Linked DNA regions of Mus musculus: region 2 is linked to region 1. The links are chromatin loops, found by intact Hi-C in ENCODE. Cell type or tissue: left cerebral cortex. All regions are shown on one strand. Links, peaks and the distances in the headings refer to the core of each region. The heading gives the core; the rest is flanking DNA.

Region 1 (9,895 bases), core at 564-8,563:
ATGGTAACCCATGCTTTTAAACTTGGCACTTAGGAGGCAGAGGTGGGTGGATCTCTCTGTGATAGTGGTGGCTCAAGCCCAGGGGGTAGAGGTGGAGCTAAAGTCACCTCTGTCGGATTACAGAAATAGCTCAGAAGTCTGAGCAACAGGATTTGAAGATGTGCCACGGGAGCAAACAGGAATGAATGACTGAAGTTTGGAGTACATTTTGGGTGGTGTTAAGTTTGTTCTGGGTAAGTCAAATTTAAGGCATCCATAAGACATTTCACTTCCCAAGCTTGAGGCCAAGCTATTGAATTCTGGGTAGATGGGGTGGCCCAGGGACCAAGGGTTTAAGAGGACAAAGGGAAGCAGCACACTGGTGTCAGGTAGATGACAAGAGACAGGTGTAACCACTTCCCCCAAGGCCACAGCCGACCCGGTTCTTCCAGCTCCCTGACTGGCTGCGAGAACACTCAATCTCCTGTGACACTGCTTATGAGGCTGTCCACTCTGAGACATAGCTCTGTACCAAGGGCAAATTGGGGCCCTCAGGGCAAGTATGTCAAAAACCAAACAACGCTGCGGTATGCTGTGCCATGCAAGCTAAAGCTGCCCTCACAATGCTGCACAACTGAGGAGCAGCCAGGGACCAGGGCACACCTGTGACTACACCTTTAGTCCTTGTCAGTTCTAATGAAGTTTGCCGATGTCGGCTCCCTATTTGACTGTAAGAGTCTATTATGTTATAACAAGATATTTAAGTGAGTCCTATGTATTGAGACAGGATTTGGGTCTGTAGACCAGGTTAGCCTTGAAGTCACAGGATCCTCTGATCTTAGTCTCCAGAGTTCTGGGATTACTGTTGTGTCACCATGCTCAGCCTACCAAAAGCATTTTTCTTATTTTGAGATAAGGGCTCCTATTAACCAGACTGACCTTGAATTTCAATCCTCCCCCTGCCTCTACCTCCCAAATGCTAGGATTATAGGCATTCACCGCAACAGCCAGCTCAGCCTTTCATAAACTCAGAATAGAGAAGTTCAAAATGATCTCTTCCTAGAGAATAATTTCATCACTTAGAAGGGACTCTCCTTTTTTTTTGTTGTTGTTGTTTTTTGAGACAGGGTTTCTCTGAGTAGCCCTGGCTGTCCTGGAACTCACTCTGTAGACCAGGCTGGCCTCCAACTCAGAAATCCGCCTGTCTCTGCCTCCCAAGTGCTGGGATTAAAGGTGTGCGCCACCACCTTGAAGGGACTCTCTTGATCCTTTAATGACGCGTGACCTTAGCCTTACAGTCTATTTTGTGTGAATTTTCCATGAGCGTCTTCTTTTGGTTTTCTCGGTACACATCTGGTACTTTTTTTGTTTTGTTTTTTAAACATTTACTTGTAAGGTTTGTATTTACAAGTCTGAGGGTCAGAGAGCAATCTGCAGAAACTGGCTCTCTCCTTTCACCACACAGTTGTCAGGAATGAACTCGCACCTAGAGTCATCTCACTGGCCTACATTTTACGTTTTTATTAACTTTTTACTTACAACACAAAGACATGGGTCTCACTTTGCCATTTTACACATATATGATACATTGTTCCTCTGTGGCCTCTTGTAAACACTATGGCCTTCCTTCTTCTTACTTTTCTTGGCGAGTCCTAAAATTTGGGATGACAGGCATGTGCCACCATGTCCAATCTATGTGAAGCTGAGATCAAACCTAGGGTGTCCTGCATGGGAGGCATGTACTCTACCCACTGAGCCGCACCCCAAGGATGTGGCGTTTTTATAGGTGAGTACGAGACTCCTCCAGGTCTGTGCTATTTACCTTCCTATTTACGTTCCTACATGATCCGCTTCTGGCTCCCATGGTTCAGAGCCCTTCACTACCCACCCTTTCAGTATTTAAAACCATATTTTACATTTCTATTCTCTCTCTCTTTTTTAAAGGATTTACTTATTTATTTATTTTGTATATGTGAGTACCCTGTAGCTGTCTTCAGACACACCATAAGAGGGCATCCGATCTTATTCCTGATGGTTGCGAGTCACCATGTGGTTGCTGGGATTTGAACTCAGGACCTCTAGAAGAGGAGTCAGTGCTCTTAACCCCTGAGCCATCTCTCCAGCCCCATTTCTATTCTCTTAATGATCTTTCCTGCTGTGTCTTTTTTTTTTTTTTTTTTACATTTATCTATTTGCTGTGTGGAAGTTGTTCTTCTACCACCATAGACAGAAAATATTTTAATATTTAAAATATTAAAAAAAATTCTTCTCGGATTCAGTAGAGAGATGTCCTGAGACAGATTTAGTAATCCTGTCACTTGCTGAAAGGGAAGCCAGAACATTGCAGAAACCTCAAAACAAAGGCTAATCCTTGCACTAACAGATTTTCTTGTAGGGGAAGGTGTCTAAGGTTAGTGAAGGCACTAAATAGGACTTAAGGTCATAATTTAGGGAAGTAATCCTACCGCCCCACCCTAATTTGGGGCTGCCACATACCAGGCATTGAGCTGCCTGGAGAAGGTAGAGATGGGATATAAGGCCTGGTTGAATCCCTTTGTAGGTGGAGCCTCTAGGATCTAACATATTCCGAAAATTGAACCCACATCCTCATGCTTGCGGGCAAGCACCCTACCTGACCAAGCAGACAATAATATCTTTCCAAACAAATCCAGCTCCCTAAGACATTTAAAAAGCAAAACAAAACCCAAAACACAAGGTCTCACTATCTAGACCAGGCTGGCCTTGAACTCAAGAGACCATCCCGTCTCTGCCCACAGAGCTGGGGTTAAGGAGGCACCGCCACCCAGCCTCTTTAAGGCAATCTCAGCTGAATTCTTGTTACCTTAGCAGCTTGTTTTTGTACCAATCACTACCATTTCTGTCCATAAGCAGTTGTTTAGAATTACTCAAGCGTGCATCTGTTAACTTGGTTCCCATCAAATTTCTTCCCTTTGAGCTGTATGTTTCTGAAGTACAAACTAACTTTTTTTTTCAAACAATGGTCCTTTGTAAATTCTTTTGTTTTATCTTTTTTCTTCCTTACTTCAACTCTAGCCCATCCTCCTGCCTCAAACTCCCATAGAGCTAGGACTACAAATGAGAGCCAGCTACATCTGGCATTGATTCTGGCTTTCAATCGATTTTTAAAGTTCTTCAAGGGGCCGCCTCTCCGTGTCCGTCCAGTCCCTCTATCCCCTCCACCTCCCGCAAAACCTGAGATACTGAACTTAAGCCTTCCATCTGCTAGGCAAGTATCCTACCCTGACCCTCGGTAACATTCCCAGACCATACTTCTTTCTATCCTACCAAGGGGCTCTACCTGTAAAATCTGACTTCGCGTGTTGTCAGTTCCGAATGTTCTCCATCTCATGGTTAACCACTTCTGATATAGCCCCCCCATTCAGCGATTCTCTCCTGCTTTATCTAAACCACCTATTAACCAACCTCACTCTGGAAATCTATGCTTTCTATGGTTGTTCCAGAATTCTTTGAAAGCCTGGGTGGGGGGTCTGGAGCAATGGTTCGACAATTAAGAGCCCTTGCTATTATTTCAGAGGACCTAAGCTTGATTCCCAGCAGTGCGATTAACTCCAGCCTAAGGAAATCCGATGCTATGTTCTGCATCCGCGGGCATACACTTACAGACACATTAAAAATTTTAAAACTCTGGGTGTTCCATCCTCTCCCCGCTCCACCTTCCTTCTCGAATGCTAAACTCGATGAAGGTGCGGTGAACTACTCCGCAGCGTCGAGAGACTGGATGGAGGCGACAAATGCCTGGCTTCTGAGTCTGTGGCGCCAAAGAGAGGAGCTTGCCATCGTGACGTCACAGAACTGTGACGCGCCCTGGAGCTCCGCCTCCTTACGACCTGCGCCGGGAATCCGGGCTGTCTGCGCCGTGGCGTCACAGGTCCAGGCAGGCGGGTTTTCCGTCGGCCCAATGGGAGCGGCGCGCCGGCCTCCCCTTTAAGGAATGTTGTGACCTGACGTCACCCAGGCGAGTTACCTCCCGCAGCCGCCACCGCCAGGCTCAGCGCGAGCCCCGCAGCCCTTGAGCTCGAGCCCCGGAGCCCCCGGCGCGCCGAACCGCAGACGCATCTCTGAGCCGCGCACCCCGGAGCCCCGGCTGCGCGCCCCGCCGGGCCCGCGCGATGCCCTCCGACCGGCCTTTCAAGCAGCGGCGCAGCTTCGGTGAGGCCCTGGGGGGCGAACTGCCATCGGGGATCGAGGGATGGGGGTGCCAGTCGACCCCGATTGCCGCAGGTGACGTCAGCCCCATGACGTCAGGCACCGGCCGGCCGGACCCCGGGTGGAGAGGCCGCAAGGCCTGGCAGGGTCGCCCGCCTCCCTACCGCGTCCCCCCGGTGGAGGGCTGCGGGGCCGACGGCCCCGGGGGCGGGCGCTGGGGCGGGGCGGGCCGGGAGCCGCCCCTCGGGGATCAGCGAGGCGGAGTCGCGGGAGGCCTCAGCACCGCTGGGCCTCACACAGAGCTCTGTCCGCAGCCGACCGCTGTAAGGAGGTGCAGCAGATCCGCGACCAGCACCCCAGTAAGATCCCGGTGAGTCTCTAGCACCCCCCAGCCACGCCCTGCCCTGCCAGGTCCCGCCCTTGGCTTACGAGTCCCCCGCCCACTCCACTCCAGGTGATCATCGAGCGCTACAAGGGTGAGAAGCAGCTGCCTGTCCTGGATAAGACCAAGTTTCTGGTCCCAGACCATGTTAACATGAGCGAGTTGGTCAAGATCATCCGGTGCGTGGGCAGCCTCCTACAGGCCTTGGGTGGGGCAGGGTCAGGTTCCACAAGAAGGGATGGAGTGGGGCGAGGGGACTGATTTGGGACACCGGGCCCCTGTTCTAGGAGGCTGGAAAAGACCAAGGTCGGGGTTGGGACGAGCTTCAGTAGAGGTGAGAGCCTCTGGCTGAGATGGACCGAAAGTGAAGGTTCAGTAACATTTTGGGAGGGTCACCTAGGCCTCCAGCAGGCAGCCTCCTCACCTGGCATGCCTGCCTGCCTCCACAGGCGCCGCCTGCAACTCAACCCCACGCAGGCCTTCTTCCTGCTGGTCAACCAGCACAGCATGGTGAGCGTCTCCACACCCATCGCTGACATCTATGAACAGGAGAAGGATGAAGACGGATTCCTCTACATGGTCTACGCCTCCCAAGAAACCTTCGGCTTCTGAGTCAAGAGGAGGGGAGGGGGGTGGCTGGGAGTTCTGGTCAGGTTCTCCCCAGGGAGGTCCTGGCTCCTAAACTAAGCTATTTCAGTCCCCAGTGGATTAGGCAGAGATGTGACACCCACTCCCCCCCCCAGGTAGGGGCCACCAGCCAGCCTACCACATCCTGGGTAGGTCCTGGGCCAGTCATGTTCGGGTTGCTCTTTTGGGTGCTGGCTGGGTTGGGAGTGGGTGGGGAGCAGCATCCCTGCTCTGTGGGGTTTGTCATTTTGTTAGGCCCTTGCCTGTCTGCCCATCTTGCCCCTCATCCACCTGAGGCTTTGCCTCCTGCCAGGACCTGCCCCACCCCTGAAAGGCTGGCTCCCCTTGTCCTGACTCGGTGTATGGATCTGTGGTCATTTCCTCTGCAGAAAGAATAAAGACTGCTCAGGCCTGCCTGGCCCTTTGCCTCCAGCTGCTTGTTTGGGAGCAGGGAGGGCTGCTAGGTGACTGTGTTCACACACAGAGACAGACGCGTGTTCCCAGAAACCCACTCCTTAGTACAGGATAGCACGTAGTATTAGGGGGCCAAGCTCACTCCACTCCAGGAATACATGTCATCAGAACAACAATGAAAAAAAAAAGATCCACACATTTATTAAGTAGTCACAACCTATAAAGCCCTGCTCACCGGCTGCTTCCTTTCTGTGCACAGTCACAAAGTGGGGGTCCAAGTGGGGTGCTCCTAGCTTCTCCCCATGGGCCTTGTTGCCAGCTATGAGTCCCCTTTGGTGCCAGAGATTTGTGACCCTGGACTTGAACTTCTTCTGCCTGAGGACGCGCCTGCTGGCAACTCTGGATGAGGGACCTGGCCCAGCTTCTGGCCCTTCCCCCTCTTGTCCATGCAGCGCTGTGCCAGCCAGGGCTACTTGAGCACAAGCATGGCCTCAGTGCCGTCCTTGGCAGTCAAGTAGAGGCCGTGTGTGAGGTAATACTCCCGCCGCAGGAAGGCATAGAAGTAGTCAGAGATGAGCAGGATCTGGCAAGGAAAGAGAGTGTGAGAAGCCACAAGGCACCTTACTGAATGCTACCCTTTGCCAGGTTAGACAGGCAGGTTAGTGCCTGCCTGGCATCTCCCAATCTATAATTCTGCCTAGGGACCTCCTTCCCTCTTGGCACGCTCCTGGCCCTGAACGATCTTACCGGTCATCTGGCAGCTGTTTGTATCCTGCCTTCTGTTCCCTTTTCCTGCTTTATACTTTCATACGTGAGAGTCCAGACCCGTGTTCTTACAGTGGTGCGTGCACCTTGCCGCTGCCCACAGGCACTCCCCATCTAGCCTTCCCTAGAGAAACCATCTATCCAGGAACTCAGAACACAAAATTGCCCATTTCTCCCATAACAGGCAGCCCAGGAACTCTACCTTGGAAACAGTTTGTCAGGTGATGGTGGTACAAACCTTTAATCCCAGCACTTGGAAGACAGAAGCAGGCAGATCTCAGTCTCACAAGATCCGACTGCCTCTGTCTCCCGAGCACTGGGACTGAAGAAGGCATGTACCACCACTATCAAGCTACTGCCAACATTACTCACCTGTTAAAAAAGTTATTTCTGGATGTGACTGGTAGGATTTTCCTTCCTATGACCTGGCCAGCTCATCACCGCGATGAGTTGTGAATTCTGATTCTGCATGTGCCCCTCACCCACCCCGACACAGGGTCTGGGTGAGGAGACCTCAGGGTTCAAGGTCACTATCTACTGCCTGAGCCAGGCTGACCAACAGCTGCCTGGTCACTTGCTGATATGCTACAGGGCCCTGTGTCCTTTTGTGGGTGGGCTCTTGGGACGTCACACATTTAAGGGTGTATATCCAAGTCCAGCCTTCCAGGTATGGCTCTGGTCCAACTAATTGAATGCCTCCAGCCTCAGTTTCCCTATTTGTAAATAGGCCATTAGCCCTCCAGTGAGAGAATGGCAGGAATGAGTCCAGAGACTATCTGATTTTGGCCCCTCCAAGGTCTTCTTAGCTGCTCTCCTATCTTCAGAAAAGTATACAGCTGCCCAGGACAGGACTGGAAGACCTACATCTTTGGTTTAGGTCAACCTCTGATCTGTCTCCCTCTCACTAAGTGCCTGCCATGTTCTAGGCCTTAGTCTTCCTGTGTGAACTAAGAGGTGGTTGGTGCTAGTCCTCTTGGAGCCTATAAACTTTTGAGAACTGGTATGTCCAATACTGTGCCTGCCCTCCTTTGGTAAGGCAGGGCACTCCCCTGCCAGCTTCAGTTACTCCAGTCTTAGGCATGTTGGGCTGAATAGGGTTGTGGACTTTGGGGTCAAGTGTGCAAATAGACGAACCCTGTTCCTCTCTGGGACTCTATTTAGGGTGACAGCAAACTGAGATTGTTGGCTCCTTTGATTCTGTGGTCAGACTGAGTTGGGGCAGGTAAATGCCACAGTGGCAGAAGCACTCAGGATCATCCTTAGCAGAAGCGACATTCCCACCAAGTGCCACACAGTTGAATGGGAAGTTACAGTTGGAATGAGTTTGTCATCAGAGAGGTTAAGGGGTCAGGACCTAATCTGGAGAAAGTGAGCCTACTGCAGATGAAGGGGAGTTAGGTACCGACTAGGGGGAAATGTTCCAGGCAGTGGGAACACCAGAGATCCTGTGGTGAGAGGGGCAGTGCGGGGAGATGATGTAATGGATGGCAGGACCAGGTGCAGGGTCACAGAGCTCAGAAGAGTCTGAAGCCTGAGAAGCTTTTGGGAGAACTCAGGTCAAGTAGTAACATGATCAGATTTGTGGTTTGAAAAGTTCCCCCTGGCACAGGAGAGGGTTTGAAAGCAGGGGGCCCTGGGAAATGTCTGAAGTGGTTACAGGGATGGGTAACACTTGCAATAGCAGCAAGTATTCTTAACTGCTGAGCCATTTCTCCAGAACCCCGGGGATTCTTGAAAAACAAAAAGCACAAGTGTCAATCTCAGAACAAACATCAGACTAACCTCACTGAGCGAGGGGACCTGCCTAGTGTTCCATAAGCCTTTCAAAGTTATGAGAAATAAAGACGACACAGAGCAGAGGACACTGGGAGACACGACCAAGTATAACATGGTTCTGTAGGTTAGTTCTGGAAGAGGCCATGACTGAAAATGTTAAGTCCCAGTGAAGCCTCCTATTCCGTTAACGGTAATATCCCGGGAGGGTTGTTAGTATAACAAAAATTCTATGAAACTTAAGATGCTAACCACGAAGAAAACAAGAGTGGACTGACTATACAGCACCTCACTGTACACTCTGCAACCTTTTGTGACGCCAAAACAATTCTAAAATGTAAAGGTTATCTAGAGAAACAGAACAACACAATTGTCTTTGTTGTTGGGTTTTTGGTTTTGTGTTTTGTTGTTTGTTTTGTTTTGAAACAGTCTTTCTGTGTAGCCCTAGCTGTCTCGTAACTCTTTGTATAGACCAAAGAAACCCTCCAGCCTCTGCACTCCAAGTGCAGGGATTAAAGGTGTGTGCCACTACACCCGGCTTGTTTTGTTTTGAAACAATCTCTTGAAACCCATGTTGGCCTTCAACTTCATATCAGAGAATCTCCTTAAACTTCTGAATCTGCTTCTACTTCCCAAATGCTGGGGTTACAAGTATGTGTGTGTGCCACAAATCCTTTTTTATGCGGCATTGGAGATGGAATCCACAGCTTTCTGCATGCTAAGCAAGCAATCTACCAGAGTGTTTAAGAGAATATTCTCAGTCTAGTAAGTAAATATTTAACTCTACTTAATGATGTAAAAGCTGACATTTAGAAGGAAATATAATGATATCTACATTTCAATCAGTAGTAATTTAAAAAAATAATCCAGGATGAGTTGGTGATGGCTCAGAGGGTTAAGGCACCTGCTCCAAGTCTGATGACCTGAGTTTATTCCTAGAACCCACATGGTGGTAGGAGAGAACTGATTCCTACAAGCTGTCCTCTGTCTACATGCATGCCGTGGCATGCACATGTCCCACCTCCACAAAAGATGTTTACAAACAAACAGAGGAGCAGAGCATGCTGAGCACCTGAGAGGCACCTGGTCTACATGAGACTCAAAAGACCAAAATAGTTAGGTAAAACCCCAGAATAACAATAAAATAAAAAAAAGATGGCTTAAGTGATAGCTTTTGTAACCAAGAAAGTACTGCTGAGTGTTACTGCTAGGGTCTCTGTAGTGGGCACCTGGGTGTTCAATGTTCCAGGATTTGTGTAAGAGAGAAGTGTAGATAGGGCCTTGCTCATTTGGACACACAACCTTGAGTGTCGAAGGTCTAGGTGGCTGTTGTGGCCACAGGGGAAAGATGGAATGCTAGGATGGAGCTTGGCTCTTCAGAGGAAAACCTGGGCCTGGGGCTTTCCATTAAGACTGCAAAGAGAGTCAGGCATAGTGGTGCACACCTTTCATCTCAGCACTCAAGAGGCAGAGGCAGGCGGATGTCTGTGAGTTCAAGGCCAGCCTGACCTACAGAGCAAGTTCCAGGACAGCCAGAGCTACACAGAAACCCTGTCTTAGCAAACAAAAAACAAATAAGACTACAAGGAGGAAGGCCATTTCCCCAGAGGTGCTCCGACTGACCCTGCTCACCAGCTCCAAACCCACAGCCCCTTGCCTATTCTGAAGAGGAGCGAGTTGGGGAGGGAAAAGCAAAAGTCAGTAATTGATTTCCTGTTCTTTAAATTTCATTTTCCTTGTGTATAAAATGAAAGTAGCTGGGCGTGG
Region 2 (9,895 bases), core at 886-8,885, 110 kb after region 1:
CTCATAGCATGATATGTTTTTCGAGATTTATTTTACAAGTATAGGTGTTTTGTCTGCATGTATGTCTGCATACCAACATGCATGCCTGATGCCAATGGAGGTCAGGAGGGGGAGTCATATATCCTGAAGCTGGAGTTACAAATGGTTCTGAGTCACTGAGTGGGTACTGGGAGCCAAACTTGGGTCCTTTGAAAAAAGGAACAAGTGCTTTCAACCAATCTCTTCAGCTCTCCCCTTTCTAGGTGCTGTCAATCAATGAGCCATCTCTTCAGCTCCCCACCTCTTTTTAAAAAGAATTATTTAATTTATATATGCGAGTACACTGTCACTATCTTCAGACACACCAGAAGAGGATCTTGGATGCCATTGCAGATGGCTGTGAGCCACCATGTGGTTGCTGGGAATTGAACTCAGGACCTCTGGAAAACCAGTCAGTGTTCTTAACCACTGAGCCATTTCTCCTGCCCTCTCTTCAGCTCCTTTTTATTTGTATGTTTATTTTGGCAGTACTGGGGATTAAAGCTAGGGCATCATGCATTGGGGCTTCTGCTATACCACTAAAGCCCGAGCCCCAACCCCCTTTCGATAGCTGCCAGACCCAGGCTAGAGTCCCAAGTAGACTGGAATTTGGCTTAGCAGTTTGAACATTGGGTACAGCCAATATTGGGAACAGAATACAGGTCAATTAGGGTACCAGAGGGTATGCCAAGAGCCCTAGTCTCTAGATTTTGGGAACCAGAACTTTGGCCCATGGGGAGACTCCTATGCCAGACTCTCTCGGTGGGCTTTAGGCTACAGTGACTAAGCCTTTGATCAAAATCCCCTATATGTCAAATATGACATATATCCTGATTGGGAAAATATGTGGACAAAGACCCTATCTTTGGGATGTCAATCATTCACTTGTTAAGAAACCACCACTGCCCAGCTCCAGATTTTTAAAAAATATTTTGAATGAGGTGTATAAAAGTATTTTTTAGTTATTTTAAAGTGTATAGATGTTTTGCTTGCATACATGCATGAGTGTGCACCACATGCGTGCCTGGTGTCCGGAGAGATCAGGAAAATAGTCATCAGCTTCCCTGGGAGTTAAATGGTTATAGGCTGCCATGTGGATGCTGGGAGTCAAGCGTGGGTCTCCTGGAAGACTACTCAGCACTCTTAACTGCTGAGCCAGTTCTCCAGCCAATCTTTAAAAAGTTACTGAACGTGTCTGGGTGATTTGTCTGCATGTTTGTCTGCATACCAGTAGAGGGTATTGGACCCCATTTTAGACAGTCATGAGCCACCATGTGGGTACTAGAAATTGAACTCCCAGTCGGTCCCTGGAAGAATAGCCAGTGCTCTTAACTGCTCGAGCCCTCTCTCCAGCCCATCCAGTCAGATGTTTTATTTTTAATTGGGTCTCTCTGAATATGGTAGCACATGTCTTTAATCCCAATGCTTGGGAGGCAGAGGCAGGTGGTTAGCTGTGAAACCAGGCTAGCCTGATCTACATAGCAAGTTCCAAGCCAGCCAGACATGGTGAAACTGTCTCTCTGTCTCTCTGTCTGTCTGTCTGTCTGTCTGTCTGTCTCTCTGTCTGTCTCTCTGTCTCTGTCTCTGTCTCTGTCTCTCTCTCTCTCTCACACACACACACATTCACAGAGCATGTGTGCTCTGGCTCACAATGTAGCCCAGGCTGTTCCCAGACACTGGGCAGGTAGAAGTACAAGTGCAAGTAACATACTCAACTACTTCCATTTATTGAAAAAACAAATGAGACTGTCCATTAAAGTCATTACTGTCACACGGGTAGGACAAGAGTGGCCTCTCCTGGGAAATACTAGTCTAATTTTGAAGACAGGAAAGAATGTTAGAAAGGCTCAGAGAAGGCAATCTGGACAGAGAGAGCTTAAACAAACTCATGGGGACGAGCGAGTTTTGAAAAGACAAAGGACGTTTGCTAGCACAGGGTACACTGAGAGGAAAGGAGAAGCTGCTGGCAAGAAGCCGGCCTGGGTTGTGAAGAGCCATCAATAGTTGTTGGGACTGTGGGGCTTTGTGAGAATATACAGTTTTAGAGCAAACAAGGGGTGTAACAGGAGGGACACGTTAGGGATTAGTTTGTCAGCAAGGAGGTCAAGGGAGGGTCTGGGATTAGTGGGAAGTGGCTGTGCTAGGCAGAGGCTCAGGTTTGCACAAATGAGGGCACCCTGGAAACCCTAGTGTAAGGAGCACTGTGCTAATCACCTCCCCTCAAGCCTCTGGGTATTATTTTCTGGCTGTCTCCTCTGCCGGGCAGGGTTCAGTCCTTCCTAATGGCTTTCTGACCAGGCTGGGGCAGGGTTCTTGAAACCACCAGAGCATGAAGCTCTGAACTAGCTCCTGCTGGCCAGATGGGCAACCCTCCGAACCTCATCTCCCAACTCTGTTCCAGAGACCCAGACGCTCTAGCCATGGAAATCCCCTAAGTATTTCACAGGCCATTGCAAGAGCTGGGGCCTGGAGCACAAACCTGGCAGAGTCTTGGAGGATGACGGGTCTGGAAAACCCTGTCAGTTCTAAATGTGAATATCCATGGCAGCGTGACAGATAAACTAAGGCCCAGAATAGTAAGGATTTAACTTGAAATCACACAGGTTGAGACACAGGACTGGAAGCCAGGTTTCCCTTTAGAACCCTGGAGTTCAGTCCCTCTGGTGTAGGGTGTGATCAGAGTCAAGGCTAGTACCTGTGAGTTAAACTCCTGGCTCTGCCAAGGACTATTCCTTAATTACCTCGGAAAGTTGCTTAGATTCTCCTGGTCTGTTTCTTTAACTGTAAAAGGAGGATGCTACCTACCTTTTGGGTTTATTGTAAAGATTAAAAGGCAGCACAGTGCTTGGCATATGGTAAGTGTTCAGTGTCAGCTGGCAGTCTGGAAGAAGCAACCGTAGGTGCCCCTTCTTCTTTCCCTCCCCTCCCTCGGAGTCTCCTGTAGCTCAAGCTGCCTTTCAAACTCTTGAACCCATTTCTATCTACCAAGTGGTGAGATGAAAGGCAGGTACATGTAATCTCAGTTTCTCCACATGTAAATCAGGACTAACAATCCCTGCCCTGTCTGTCACTCTTTCCCCCCTGACCTGTTCCGGTAGCAACGTGGACTAAATAAGGTATGTAAACGTTCTAAGCCGAGCTGTCTCCAGGTCAATGTTTATTCAGCTTAGAGCAATTTCTTTCCAAGTCCTACGCTGGCCAGATTTCCTGTCAGCCCCATCAATTCTCTAACACTCGCAGGTGCTCCTTTGTAACCGCGGAAGGGGCAAGGTCCGCTCAAGCCCACCGTAAAAAGGAGCGGGGAAAACAAAAAACATAGAGGAGGGAGAGCAGGCAAGTAGGGCAGTGTAGAGAAGTGGGGTAAAAGGACAAGGAGGGTAAAAGGGACTTACAGATGGAGCGCGGCGGGGGTGGGTGGGGTGGGTGTCCTGCACCTAAGATGCAGGAGAAGGGATGTGCGGAGCTCTGGGGCAAGTGAGGGAGCAGGGATGTGTGCGGAAAAAGCAGCGAGGTGGGATTCTTGAGGAAGAATTGGGGGGTCGCTTTCAGTGTGAGGTCTGTGGGTAACTGGGGGCAGGGAATTCGGGCCGTCACCTCCACTCAGACAGAGGCTCCGAGAGCAGCTCCCGGGCTACAGCCACCCGCTGGCAAACCGCGGAGGGGCGGGGAAAGAGCATTCGGCGCCTGTGATTGGCTGCCGTCCCGACGGCCGCTGACGCGAGCGGGCGGGCCCCTTTGTGACGTCACAATCAGCTGTTGAAGCGTTCGGATTTGTGCCCTGAGCCCGGGCGCAGCGGCCGCAGCAGCTCCGGGCGTCCGTTCGGGAGCCCCGCCGTCTCTCGGCCCGTCCCCGGTATGCGGCTCCAGTTGTGAGCACCGGCGACCCGGGGACGCCCGGCCGCACAACTACCTCAGCGCAGCGGTTGCTGCAGCGGCCCCAGGTGAGTCCCGACCTCCGGGCTGGGGGCTCCGGGCACCCCCAGGACACGCCCTGCGCCCCCCTCTCCCGTTCTTTGTCTGTCTCCGCCGGCGGCAGCCGGAGCTGCGTTCTTGGCTCCCTATTGGTTGCTCCAAGCCGGTAGGCCATGACGTTGCTTTATTTGCATATGACATTGAGACGTCACCAAGGCCAGCCCCGCCTTCCAGGCTTGCATGGGTGCTTGTCCTCTGGTGACCCGGTGGGCGCTATGTCGTGCCCAGCCGGCCGAGGGTTGAAGAGACGCTGAAAGACAAGCGGGATCCGAAGGGACTCGGCGGTTTCCTGGGCTAATCTAGGGACTGGGGTCAGGCCTCTCATTTGTTTTTTCCTTGTGACCTGAGAGAGGGTAGGACAGCAAAGCTCGATTTAAGTTGAGAGGGCGGTAAGTAGATGGAGCTTCAGACTCCAGGTCCTGGAGACACTACCAGATGGTAGCGGATCCCCTCTGTCTTCAGGCTCCGCCCCCTAACATAATAACATCCTTCTAATCCCTGACATGTGTGCAGAGCCTGAGTTGATGTCATTTTCAGCCTACAAATATTGAGGGTCTTAAGCCCCACTTCACGGAAGAGGAAACTGAGACTCAGAGAGACGTAGTTTACTGGAGATCTCAGCCAATTAGAATCACACTCACTAAGTGGTAGATTCCTTAGCTGAAGTATAAGCTACATGCTTACATACATCTACTGAGGACCCTATCTTGGGTTCAGCACCAACCACAATTTGATGGGATGCTTCAGTCTTCATGATCCTGGACATTTTCCCAGGAGGTCTCTGAAAATTGGGTCTCTTACAAGGCCCTGACCTCCTCTGCCTTCTTTCTACTTCAAAACCCAATAAATGGCCGTCTCCCAGCTGTTTTGACCACAGAAAGGTGAGTCACTAGTTGCCTGCCTCCAGGTGTCTCCAGGGCAGATGTTGTTGAGAGGGAGTTGGGAGTTCCCTCTGTGGGCCTCCCATCAGAGCTGTCAGCTGGGAGAACCAGACCCTTCCCTGGCATTAGTGATGCAGAGCTTATGCTGTTTCCTGAGGCTGCTTCCAGAGTGACAGAAGGATGTCTCTTACTTTCCAAGTAAGTAGATCTGGAGTCCTTCCCAGGTTGAGGGTCGCTCAAGAATGGCCTGGGCTAGGGTTGGCTTAGGCCTCCAGTGCTATTCTAGGCACAGCCTCTGTAGTATTAAGGGAATGGTTCTTCCTGGAGCAGAGCCAGGAATCTGAGAACCAGGAAGCCAGCAGGCTAGGAAAGAAAACCCAGGAGGCTCTCCTAGTGGTCAAAGGAGGGGGGCAGTCATAGCTGGCTGGTTGCTACCATCTCTCCTGGCTGTCACTCACTTCTGTATGATCTCCACCAGGGAGCTTCTCACTTGACATGTCAACAGTTGAAAAGGCTCATTGCAGGGACTGGTGCACAGTGTGAACCCTGGGAAATGCATGCAAAAGTTTGATGCCAGGGACCAGAGATCTACAGGGACCAGAGACCAGGGCCTGTGTCTGATTTCCCTGTTTCCTGTGTATTATATTTTTGGATATTACCTGTTGAGGTTTTTCTGATTGTATGTATTCTGCATTGCCACACCACCACTAAGCTATAGCTTTATTGGGTAGATTCATGTTCCCAATTTGATATCACCATCCCTAAAACAGGAGACTTGTTGTCTTGGTCCAGGGAAGGAGGCTTGGGTTTGAAGGCTTGGATCTTGGTCCAAAGCTTGTGTTTATCCTCAAGGGATCCCTGGATCTGACAGCTTCCTTCTTCCACTGTCTATCACTGACATGTGGTCTCACTGGACAGGATTCTTTCTCTTGGCTAGTGATGCTGAGTTTGAACAAGAGTCTAGGGGAAAGGGGAGTTAGAGTAGTGGGGCAGACCTGTAGGCACAGGTCCTCCTCATCTGAGGGTTGCCCAATCTCATGGTAAGATTGTAGAACTGAGCCGGGCGTGGTGGCACTCGCCTTTAATCCCAGCACTCGGGAGGCAGAGGCAGGCGGATTTCTGAATTCGAGGCCAGCCTGGTCTACAAAGTGAGTTCCAGGACAGCCAGGGCTACACAGAGAAACCCTGTCTCGAAAAACCCAAAAAAAAAAAAAAAAAAAAAAAGATTGTAGAACTGTAGTGATTACGGATGCTATTAGGTTCAAATACTACCTGTGTCTTTCACTAGCTGTGAGACTTTAGGTAGTTATCTTATTTCGCTGGGCCTTTTAAAAAAATTAATTAATTAAATGTATGTGAGTACACTGTTGTTGTCTTCAGCCACACCAGAAGAGAGCATCCGATCCCATCACAGCTGGTTGTGAGCCACCATGTGGTTGCTGGGAATTGAACTCAGGACCTCTGGAAGAACAGTCGGTGCTCTTGACTACTGAACCATCTCTCCAGCTCTCTGGGCTTTGTTTTATTTATCTCTCTATCAGAAAAAATTTTTTCTCTTCCTCCCACTCCTTTTCAGTCCCTTTGACAGGATCTTATGTAGCCAGGAACTATTTTTTTTTTTTTTTTTTTTTTTTTTAGGTAGGGCCCCATGTAGTTCAGACTGGCCTTTAACTCACTATGTAGCCTAAGCAGGACTTGGACTCTGATCCCCCTGCCTCTACCTTCTAAGTGCTAGGATAATAGACAGGAGGTCTTCATGTCTTTGAACTCTTGTCCTCTTGCCTCTAGCCCCTAAGTCCTAAGATTCCAGGCTTGCCCTTTCACACACTGTGAGGATATAAGGAAAAATGGACCAGGTTTCTTAGTATAGTGTTGTATGTTACTGACACAGGAATATTAATTATGATGATGGTAATAAGAACAATTTTTTTCCCTTAATGGAAAATTCCTATTTACTCCTCAAAGCCCAGGTTGGCTGTTATCTTCCTCTAGAGACTTACCCTGGCAAAGCTTGGTCATATATATCACTTCTTCCATATCCCCAAAGCACCCTGTCATAACACCAAGTTTATTAGCTTATTGAATGTTTACTGTGTGCTCAGGCACTGTTCTAAACATGTCATTAAGTGTTTCCTCATTTAAGTCTTATTACGATTGTCATTTGACAGATGAGAAAACAAAGACCCAGCACCTTTCTAAGTGCATACAGGAACACCCACTGAATGCAGAAAAGCACACACACCAAGAGCTTCTCTGCTATTACTGCTCTGGCAGCTAGGGGCTATAGCCTTGTCTCCAGCTACCAACTGAAGGGCTGACTTTAGTTCGTGCTTCTACTAATGTCTTTCTATGCTTCTCAGGGCTTTAAACTGCCATAGGGCGCCCCCTTGAGGTTGCTTCACCCGCTGACCATGTTCCAGCGCTTCACCAGCCTTTTCTTCAACACCCCTGCGCCTCCTGAAGACTCCAACTGTCCGGGGGCCTTTGTCTCTGAGGAGGATGAAGTGGATGGCTGGCTCATCATCGACCTACAGGGTGAGGCTTGAGTCAGGATCCAGCACTCTTGATTCCCTAGTCTATGAGCATAATGAGGACAGGAGGTGTTGCAATATAGAGGGGAAGAGGGCTATTTGGATGTTGGAGTCCCCCTAGGCCTACTGGAAAAATTAAAGTAGAAGCCGTGAGCCCAGAGGTGAGGTAACACAGACCCTTCTCTTGAAAGCTCTGGCTCCTGCCATTTGTTGGGGCACACACCTGGGACACCTAGGGCGGTGGGCTAAGGATCCTGGCCTTCAGGTGCTCTCTGGGCACGATGGATAGAGGTGCAGGTCTGACTAACGATGCCCTTTCTCTCCCCATCCCATGTGTCTGGCATATGTGTGTGTGTGTATGTGTGTCCCACCCTGCTGCTCCCTCTCCTCTGCATGGCTTCCCATTCCCACACCCTATAGACAGCTATACAGCTCCTCCCGACCCCGGGGCCTCGCCTGCTCCTGCAGGCCGCCCTCCACCCGCGCCCTCCTTGATGGATGAGAGCTGGTTTGTTACCCCTCCCGCCTGTTTTACTGCAGAGGGGCCCGGCCTTGGGCCTGCCCGCCTCCAGAGCAATCCGCTGGAGGACCTCCTCATTGAGCATCCCAGCATGTCCGTTTATGTCACCGGCAGCACCATAGTGCTGGAGTCTGGGCCACCTTCCCCTCACCCTGAAGCTGCCTTGCCTGATCAGGACCTCAGCGATGGGTGAGTGGGTTGAGGGTGGAGACTGGAGGCTAGGGTCTAGGAGACTAGCAGGGGCGTGTCCTTGGGATAAAGGGCTGAAGGAAAAGAGGCGTGGTCTTGTGGCTAAGGTGGGGCTTGGGAGAGCCCTGGCTCAGAGGATTGGGAGGGACCAGCCTGATCTGCCAGACAGAATCAGAGTAGGACTTGTATTGGGGGGTCAGGGTTTTTTCCCTGTTCTGCCTAGTTACCTGTGCCAGGTGCTTAATCACAACTCTAATTGTGATTAAAGGAAGAATTTGTACCCCTCAGTGGTCTGCCCCGCAGAAATAGGGTGTGGGATGCCAACCCTGATCTCTTCCCTCTCTGACAGAGTTGTACTCTGTTTCTGCAGAGAGCTGGCGCCTGCCCTCCGGGAACCCAGGGCCTTGCACCACGCAGCTGCTCCTATGCCCGCTCGAGCTGTGCTGCTGGAGAAGGCTGGCCAGGTGCGGAGGCTGCAGAGAGCCCGACAGCGGGCTGAGCGCCACACATTGAGTGCTAAAGTGTTGCAACGGCAGAATCGCGCCCGGGAGAGCCGTTCGCGCCGGCCCAAGCACCAGGGCAGCTTTATTTACCAGCCGTGCCAGCGCCAGTTCAACTACTGAGCGCCCCTGCTGCACCGCGAATCCCTCGCCGACTCCTGGTCCCATCCGCCTCCTCTGCAGCAGCCAGTGTGCTGCTCGAGGGTGTTGGGGGGTCCACCCGCCTCCATCTGGATACTACAACCTCCCTCCTTCCTAAGTTTTGAGGTGGGGTGATGGCCCTCTACTTCCCTGTTTATAGTCTAACTCACCTATTAACCTCTCTCATCCTGGGTCATCCTCCCTCCTTTCTCAGTGTCTGATTCTCCACCCTCACACTCCCCACACCCACTCTCCCATGCTTCTTTTTAGGACCTCTATTCTTGTCTCTCGCCCCTTCACCTTTTCCCTCTTAGCCCACCCGATTCCTAAGACCCTGACTTGGCACCTTCTCCGCTTCAGCTCCTACTTTCCAAGACTTACTCTTCTGTTTGGGATCGCTCCCACTCTTGTTCCCTTTTTTTCATTCCTGGCAATTCCCTCCCAATCCTGCAGGTGCAACCTGCCAGGCCTGGGCCATTGTCCTCATCCTGTAGTCAGGGATCAGGCATGGGTTTTGATTTCAGTTTTCCCCCTTTCTCTGCCCTGGGGGCTGGGCTCCTTATTGCTGCTTAGGCCTAGAAAGTTTAAGTATGTGGAAGAGGAGAGTGAGTTGTAAGTTAGATAAGGTGAAGGGAATGGAGGGAAACAGGCAGCCTAGTGGGGGCCGCAGATGGGGACAGGTGGGTTGAGAAGTAGCAGGGAGCAGGGCATCTTGGGAGCTGGTATTGTGCTTGGTCAGAGTAGCTAAGCCCTGGTCTTAGGCCTGAGCCTGGAGTCTGCCCCCATTTCCTTTTCCTATAATCCTGCCTTCCAGGGTTCCCCCCTCCCTGAAATTTGTCCTTCAGGAGTAACCCCTACCCACCCCTGTCCCTGTGAGTCTGGAGTCCGAAGGGCTTGTACCTTGTCACCTTACCTTGTCATGCCACCCCAGGAGTAGAAGCTGGGTAAGGCCCCATCATCCTGACCATCTCTGTTCATATGCCCAAGGTGCTAGAATTAGCTTAGGAGAGATGCAGGCCAGAGGATTTCCAGGCAGGGAAAAGGAAACACACCCCAAGGCAAGAATGAGGAGGCATGATGCTAAGGAGGACAACTATGAGGTAAAGCCATCCCCAGACTGACAGCTCTGCCTTTATCTTGCCT

The links. Peaks named below come from ENCODE experiments on the same cell type or tissue, not always from the same donor. Only the 100,000 strongest peaks of a DNase experiment are listed, where the experiment ranks them.
Region 2: it touches region 1 in a loop (10-fold over the local background); 14 of 42 quality-filtered maps call a loop at or near these places.

Annotation. Positions count from the first base shown.
Region 1 is chr2:155,272,477-155,282,371 of GRCm38, forward strand. Map1lc3a (microtubule-associated protein 1 light chain 3 alpha) reads left to right here and starts at 3,888. Exons shown (of 4, transcript NM_025735.3): 1 at 3,888-4,170; 2 at 4,482-4,537; 3 at 4,622-4,728; 4 at 4,999-5,597. The coding sequence starts at 4,131. The coding sequence ends at 5,161. Pigu (phosphatidylinositol glycan anchor biosynthesis, class U) reads right to left here. Exons shown (of 12, transcript NM_001004721.1): 12 at 5,776-6,173. The coding sequence ends at 6,060. In left cerebral cortex, for the core only: a CTCF peak has its summit at 4,230; DNase peaks (open chromatin) are centred at 3,901, 4,585, 5,341 and 6,076; H3K4me3 peaks cover 2,144 bases; H3K27ac peaks cover 1,531 bases.
Region 2 is chr2:155,378,059-155,387,953 of GRCm38, forward strand. It overlaps Trp53inp2 (transformation related protein 53 inducible nuclear protein 2), which reads left to right and starts at 3,798. Exons shown (of 4, transcript NM_178111.3): 1 at 3,798-3,959; 2 at 7,232-7,406; 3 at 7,823-8,111; 4 at 8,482-9,895. The coding sequence starts at 7,283. The coding sequence ends at 8,734. In left cerebral cortex, for the core only: CTCF peaks have their summits at 5,296 and 7,216 (motif pointing left); DNase peaks (open chromatin) are centred at 2,609, 3,254, 3,721, 4,121 and 4 more places; H3K4me3 peaks cover 3,008 bases; H3K27ac peaks cover 3,301 bases.